2 separate regions of the Homo sapiens genome follow, and region 2 is linked to region 1. Evidence: read pairs that join two places in POLR2A ChIA-PET (ENCODE). Cell type or tissue: CD4-positive, alpha-beta T cell. All regions are shown on one strand.

Region 1 (4,000 bases):
TCACGGGTTAAAAAAAAGTTATAGAAGACAGAACTGGAATGCAGAAATAAAATTTCTAGGCTATTTTAATGCAAGAACACTGTACTTGAAAAGATCTGACACACATGACTACTTAAGCATATGGGAATGAATTAACATTTTAAATATATTATATTCCTTACGCAGAAACTTCTTACAAAACATTTACGTGCTGTTACCAATGCTTTTAATGTAGGCAATCTCTCATAGTGCATTACAAAAAAAAAAAATCAATCCTAGACTAGGTATTTAAAAAAAAAACAGTAAATGACAACATAAAATTTTCTGTCTTTGGGCAAAATTTTGTGACAGATTTTTAAACTCTTTAACCAATATAAGATTTAGCTCATGTGCTCTAAATACACACAAAATGATACAGCTGGGGCAGAAGTAACCCAATAGTATAAGGACAGGAAGTCAGACTAGGTGTAAAAAGTACAGTACAGGTAATCCAAAGTATAAAGCAGAAGGACAGCATCTGATTACACACACAAACCCTATCAATGCTCAATAAATGATTTATAAAATATTTATTTTTAAATAAAGAACTGAGAAATTTACAGGAAAATGTGTGTGTACCAGCACTATAGCAACTTTTCTATAGCACAGAACCCAGTGTAAGAGGCTTACTGAACCTGGAACACCAAGTCCCAAAACAACTTGGTCATGTGGAGTGAAAAGGCAGTAATTTAGAAAGACCTGTATATGCATGGGGGTGGGGTAGGTAGTATATGTATGTGTTTAAGAAAGAGAGAGGGAAAGTAAAACAAGAAACAGAGACGGAACTTGGGGAAAAAAAATTTCATTTTGGATTAGGTTATGGCCAACAGTATCTTCTACTCAGATAAGAAATGTCTACTAATTTGTTTTTAGTAATTAAAATATATGACATTTTAAATTTTAAATTCACAATTATAATCTGCAAAATCTGTGACATCTATCGGTATTCTGGGGCATCCTCAACAAGAAGAAAGCATTATATTACACAATATAATTCTGATAACATTTCTTTAGAAGGCTGCTGGATTCAGAGGTACTTCAGACACCAACGGTTTTGTATCTTATCACCAACACTTAGTCCAAGAAGTAAGAGGGAGAAGAAAAAGCAAGAAGTTCTTGAGCATAAACCTTTTCTCTTTAATGCCAAAACTGCTTTTTTGGACCTGAGCTCAAAAAGGGAAGGCTTTGTTCTCGTGTGTCTTCAGCACTATTTAAAACTCTCCTAGCAAATCATCTTGCAATGGAGGGAATGTCCTACTATCCACTTAAAAAACTGCAGGATGATTTCAGTTTGCATTGTGCAGATGACAGCTTAGCTGCCTTATTTACTGGTAACAAAACCTACAGCCAGTTATCACCATCAGTCACAACTACCTAGAGAATGGTGCTGAGGTGACCAAGATTCAAGACTTTGCTCTATTCCTGATCACAGCCTTATCTGGAAATCACGTGCTAGCAGCACAGAGTAAGTGCCCCAAATAAATATCTAATAACTGATCACAACAGTAAGAACTAGCATGGGTTGGGGCAGAAGCAGGAAGGATCAAGCATTCTTTACTACCAGGAATCCAAGACAAAAAATAATTACTGCTGAATGTCCGTGTGCTCTGCAATGAATTATGAACAGTTTCAGTTCAGTGTATAAAAAACAGCAATGCGGGCTCGGCATGGTGGCTCACACCTGTAAGCCTGGCATTCTGGGAGGCCAAGGCGGGTGGACTGCTTGAGCCCAGGAGTTGGAGACCGGCTTAGGCAACATGGCGAAACTCTGTCACTACAAAAAAAAAAAAAAAAAAATTTGCCGGGCACAGTGGCATGCACCTGTGGTCCCAGCTACGCAGGAGGCTGAAGTGAAAGGATACACTGAGCCCGCTAAGGTTGACGCTGCAGTGAGTCATGATCATGTCACTGCACTTCAGCCTGGGTGAAGGAGTGAGACCCTGTCTCAGAAAAAAGAGGAAAAAAAAAAAAAGAAGAAAAACAGCAATAGGCAAGGTGGTTTCTGTGAATACGATTCAAGTTGGTGCAATTACAATGATTAAATCAGTTAAACAGTCTTATTCCAAGTCTATTTGAAAGTCATAATTTTTTAGAACTTGAGCCCAAAATAATAGAATAGTGAAATGCAGTTGCATTTTCTAGTAGCTGTCAACTCTATCCAAATTACATGAAAAAACCCCCAAAATATAATTAAATGTAAATTTTCACAATTAGGAAGCAATATGATTGTTACCAAGCGATGCATTTTTAACTTAAAAAAAAAAGATGCATACATGTTTATTTACAAAAAGGTCTTTATAAATAAACACAAGAAGAAGTCAAAGAAGAAGCTTTTTTAGAGGTTATATCCAAAAATGTCCCTTCTTTATACAATTAACATTAAGAAGAAAAAGATAGCTTTTAATAGCAAAGTTGTCAAAAAATTAAAGTTACTTTAAAAACTGCCCCCTAAGGTAGTATTTGCTAAACACAAACATGCTAATGACTTTGACCTAATTTATTTTCTCCAATTTGCAAAATAATATTCTCCTAGCAGTTATTACGCTTTTTAAAAAACAGATTTTCTCATCACTTAATGTTGCTTGACAAACATGATTTCTTTTTTCTAAGCTTTTGTTGCTTTTCATTTGCATTTCTCTTTATAGTTGTTACCCAGGTTTAAAATTCCAAGAGTTTCTAAGTTCAAAAAACTAATTGTTGTTTCAATAATTACAGCTAAATTTAGCCACAAGAAGTAATTTCCAAGTTAAATTTTTGGAGAGTTGCTAGAGCTTGAATGGAACTGAGAGATTATGTAAACCAACCTTTTCTTTTCACAGATGAGAAAAGAAGACCAAGAAACCTGCATTAGGTCACAGAGATAAGAACCCTGAGGAGATGCTTTATCCCATATCACAGAATTTTGAAAGTTGCCATTTTCTATTTTTCTAGTAAATCATTTCAAAATAACAGGGGAAAATGTATTGTTATCAAGATGATGTATTATCTACACAAACCGCCTTTGCTAACCTAGTGATAAGTAGCACAGCAACCTTGGGGGAGGCTCTTAACCTCATTCTAAAAGGTTAAAGGTTTAAGTAGTGAGCATAGACAGTTACTTGCAAGAGTATTATCTACAGTTAGTATTAACTGAATACTTTTCTGGATCAAGAATGGTGCTTCATTATACCACCAACGACCCCATTTTAGAGACAAGAAATTCAAGGTTCAGAGAAGTGACTTCCCTGGGGTCCAAGTAGCTAACAGGTCTAATTCCTAGGGCCCAGGTTCTTTTTTTTTTTTGAGATGGAGTTTTCGTCATGTCACCCAGGCTGGAGAGCAGTGGCGCGATCTCAGCTCACTGCAACCTCTGCCTTCCAGTTTCAAGTGATTCTCCTGCCTCAGCCTCCCAAGAAGCTGGGATTACAGGCACACACCACCAAGCCCGGCTAATTTTTGTATTTTTAGTAGAGACGGGGTTTCACCATGTTGGCCTGGCTGGTCTCGAACTCCTGACTTCAGGTGATCCACCCGCCTCAGCCTCCCAAAGTACTGGGATTACGGGCGTGAGCCACGGCACCCAGCAAGGCCCAGGTTCTTAATCACTACAGTGCATGGTCTCTGAAATGGAAACATGTAGTTCCAAAACCACATTCAGGACCACAGTGGATGGAATTCATTTTGCCATGAGAACACTTCCCAATCTGTGAACCTCTGAAACTACATGGAGCTACTGAAGTACAAAAGCCACAGCTCCCAGATTTGTGACCCCAGACTGTCTTGTCCCAGCTCTGATGTAAATCCTTCTTGGGGCCTCCTGACCCACTTCCTAACACTCTGTGGTTACCTGTCAAATTACAAAGGCTTTTTTATTTTGTCCTAAGCGCTGAGATTCAAGGATTGGCCAGTGGGGGCAATACGAGGCAGAGAGCTCTGCGTGGCTCTCTCTCTGGCCAGAGCCAGAAATCGTGTCCCAGCTTGGTCCCTGGACCCTGCCTCCACT
Region 2 (4,000 bases), 310 kb before region 1:
TGAGACAGGTTCTTGCTCTGTTGCCCAGGCTGGAGTGCAGTGGCAAGATCATGGCTCACTGCAGCCTCAACTTCTTAGGCTCAATTGATCCTCCCACCTCAGCCTCCCAAGTAGCTGCTACCACAGACACATGCCATCATGCTCAGCTAATTTTTTAACATTTTTTTTTCTAGAGACAAGGTCTCATCATGTTGCCCAAGCTGGTCTTCAACTCCTGGCCTCAAGTGATCCTCCCACCTCAGCCTCCCAAAGTTTGGGGATTTAACAGGTGTGAGCCACTGCACCCAGTACATTTTTGTTTTTTATCAGACTTTGATGAAAATTTTGGGAGTGAAAATGAATGAGGTATGGGTATTCACAGCTCAACAACATGAACCCTTCCACTTGAATACTAGATACTTCTTTTTTTTTTGAGACAGAGTCTTGTCCTGTCACCCAGGCTGGAATGCGGTGGTGCGATCTCAGCTCACTGCAACTTCTGCCTCCCGACTTCAAGCGATTCTCCTGCCTCAGCTTCCTGAGTAGCTGCAACTACAGGCGCGTACCACCACGCCCAGTTAATTTTTGTATTTTTAGTCTGTAGGGTTTCCCCATGTTGGCCAGGCTGGTCTTGAACTCCTGATCTCAGGTGATCTGCCTGCCTCGGCCTCCCAAAGTTCTGGGATTACAGGCATGAGCCACCGCTCCCAGCCAAATACTAGATACTTCTTAAAAGTTCTTTTCCAAGGAATTTTTCTTTTTCTTTTCTTTTCTTTTTTTTTTTTTTTTTTTTTCGAGACGGAGTCTCGCTCTGTCACCCAGGCTGGAGTGCAGTGGCGGAATCTCACAGGTTCACGCCATTCTCCTGCCTCAGCCTCCCGAGTAGCTGGGACTACAGGCACCCGCCACCTCGCCTGGCTAATTTTTTGTATTTTTTAGTAGAGATGGGGTTTCACCGTGTTAGCCAGGATGGTCTCCATCTCCTGACCTCGTGATCCGCCCGCCTCGGCCTCCTAAAGTACTGGGATTACAGGCGTGAGCCACCGTACCCGGCCCCAGGGAATTTTTCTATTGGCTTCTGACTCATATAGGTATTTAGTAACACCCTGGCTAGATTGTTTCTCTTCTCTCCTGGGTCTTGTATCATTTCAGTACCCTCTCCTTCCTGAACTGCAGCCCCCAAATGCAAATTCTTATTCTTTACACAGAACACAGCAGTTCTCACTGCTGTCTACTTCCAGGCTAAGATCTGGCCCCCGTTTTGCATATCCAAACACATCCAAATGTTCAGTAGAACAAAAAGGCTTTTATTTACCAGGCTCTACCCTCCTTTGATGGACATTATGGTTGAAAATTTCATTTTTATCTCATTTTTGCACAGGCAGATAGAGTGAGAGAAATTTAACAGGGACCTCAGAGAGAAGACAAACTGGGAGGGATGTGGAGCTTCCTAGGGAGGGGATTAACATTTGGAGAGCAAGTATCAGCAGTAACAGCAGTTTTAGGCTGGAGACCAAAAACCTGAAATAATCCAGTTCATGGAAAATGAGGCATACTAAGAATTCAGATCTAGCGAATGGAAGAGTAGACACAAGTTCCTGCAAAATGAGGCTTGTCAACCAACTCCATACAATAACTAGGGTACCTGATAAAGGTCCCCCATATTCTGGGCACTTGTATCGTACGGTCTGAAGAATGGGCAAGGAAGAAACCCCCAAGCCTGAAAAATCCATGTGAAAAGGGCCGGGTGTGGCGGCTGACGCCTGTAATCCCAGCACTTTGGGAGGCTGAGGCCGGCAGATCACCTGAGGTCAGGAGTTCAAGACCAGCTTGGCCAACATGGTGAAACCCCGTCTCTACTAAAAATACAAAAATTAGCTGGGCGTGGTGGCGTGCACCTGTAATCCTAGCTACTCTCGAGGCTGAGGCAGGAGAATTGCTTGAACCCGGGAGGCAGAGGTTGCAGTGAACCAAGATCTCACCATTGCACTCCAGCCTGAGGGACAAGAGTGAAACTCTGTCTCGAAAATAAATAAATAAATAAATAAATAATCCATGTGTAAAGGACTTAAGTAGGCAAGCATTCTAGGGGCTTGATACAGATCTGAAGACATTCTGACATGCATGATATGATTAATAATTGTTTTATTCCTGAGAGAAACAAGTGTGATTAAATTAAAACATTTGTTTTGGTTGTTTGGTTGGTTGTTTGTTTCTAGAGACGGGCGTCCTGCTATTTTGCCCAGTCTGGTCTTGAACTCCTGACCTCCAGTGATCCTCCTGCCTCAGCCTCCCAAAGCGTTGGTATTACAGGAGCGAGCCTTGATATTTGATAAAGGTAGCACCACAAAACAATAACAAAAGGATGGATTGTTTCTTAGGTGGCATGATAAACCTGGCTTACAGTTTTACAGAGAAAAATCAAGCTTGAACTCTCTTTTTATCGTGTGTAAAGGGGACTCAAAATGGATTCTACTATCTACTAAAATAATATTAATAGAAAATGCAGGGGACAATGTTTGTGAATCAGGAGGAAAACTTGAGCAAGATCCAAAATACCAACATGAGATTAAAAAAAAAAAAATGAGGGGCTGGGCGAGGTGGCTCATGCCTGTAATCCCAGCACTTTGGGAACTCGAGGCGGGCAGATCACCTGAGGTCAGGAGTTCGAGACCAGTCTGACCAACATGGTGAAACCTGTCTCTACGAAAAATACAAAATTAACCAGGCATGGTGGCGCATGCCTGTAACCCCATATACTCAGGAGGCTGAGGCAGAAGAATTGCTTGAACCTGGGAAGCGGAGGTTGCAGTGAGCTGAAATTGTACACTGCACCCCAGCCAGGGTGACAAGAGTAAAACTCTGTCTCAAATAAATAAATAAATAAATAGAAAAAGAAAAAGAAAAAAAATTGAATGTGACTGCATATAATTTAAAGATTTGTGTTCAATGAAGTACAAACTTATGAGACAGGTGACTGAGTTGGAAAAGATAATAGCAATGGCTAAAACCTTCAGGGCATCAAAACTAGAATATAAATAACTCCAGCAAATCAGCAAGAAAATATTGGAAACTCAACAGAAAAATAGGAAAAAGATATGACTAGGCAATCTGAAGCAAGAGAAGTCCAAAGGGCTAACAAATAATGAAGACATAATCAGCCTCACTAGAAAGCAAACAAAAATTAAAGCAAAGATATTATACCGTTTGACATTCATCAGATTGGCAAAAATGATAAAGAATGCTACATCTCAGTTTGGCAAGTATATGGGAAAGTAGGGTAAACTGATTCAGGTATTCTAGAAAGCATTCTGACAGAATTCGGTGAAAAAAGTTAGTATATACCTCTGACTCAATTATCTCTGGATATATTGTGCATATGCCAGGGAAATTCTTGCACAGGCCTGAAGGACAGTCATACAAGGATATTCTTTCCAGTAGTCCCAGCTACTGGAGAGGCTGAGGTGGGACGGTCCCTTGAACCTAGGAGGTTGAAGCTGCAATGAGCTGTGATCATGCCACTGCATTCTAGCCTGAGTGTCAGAGCAAGACTCTGTCTCAAAAACAAAAACATAATGCTGAAGAGTAAAGAAGTAAGAAATAGAACAAACAAACCTGGGCAACCTAGGGAGACCCCATCTCTATGAAAAACTAAAAAAAATTAGCTGGATGTGGTGGTGCACGCCGGTGGTTCCATCTATTCCAGAGGTTGAGGCAAGAGGATTGCTTGAGCCTGGGAGGTCCAGCCTGAGTGACAGAGACTCTCTCTCTCAAAAAAAAAAGACGAAACAAAGCAAACAAAAAAAAATACCGTATATCATTTATGTAAATTAAAATACATAGAAATGTGTTTATAACCTATATAAAACACATTAGGCTGGGTGCAGTGGCTCACGCCTGTAATCCCAGCACTTTGGGAGGCTGAGGCAGGAGGATTGCTTGAGCTCCGATGTTCAAGAACAGCCTGGGCAGCATAGCAAGACCTCATCTCTACAAAAGAAAAAAACACACACACATTAGA

The links. ChIA-PET counts read pairs that join two places held together with the same protein. Peaks named below come from ENCODE experiments on the same cell type or tissue, not always from the same donor. Only the 100,000 strongest peaks of a DNase experiment are listed, where the experiment ranks them.
Region 2: POLR2A ChIA-PET joins it to region 1 with 6 read pairs; 2 of 35 experiments call an interaction of 5 or more read pairs at or near these places.

Annotation. Positions count from the first base shown.
Region 1 is chr5:56,827,165-56,831,164 of GRCh38, reverse strand. The region is part of intron 1 of MAP3K1 (mitogen-activated protein kinase kinase kinase 1); the gene reads right to left. Among named protein-coding and RNA genes, the nearest start is that of MAP3K1, 14 kb to the right of the region's middle. In CD4-positive, alpha-beta T cell, CTCF peaks have their summits at 3,711 and 3,912; DNase peaks (open chromatin) are centred at 1,884 and 3,874; H3K4me3 peaks cover 1,255 bases; H3K27ac peaks cover 993 bases.
Region 2 is chr5:57,132,881-57,136,880 of GRCh38, reverse strand. No RefSeq gene overlaps it. Among named protein-coding and RNA genes, the nearest start is that of GPBP1, 39 kb to the left of the region's middle. In CD4-positive, alpha-beta T cell, no CTCF peak of the experiment used is centred here; no DNase peak of the experiment used is centred here; H3K27me3 peaks cover 2 bases.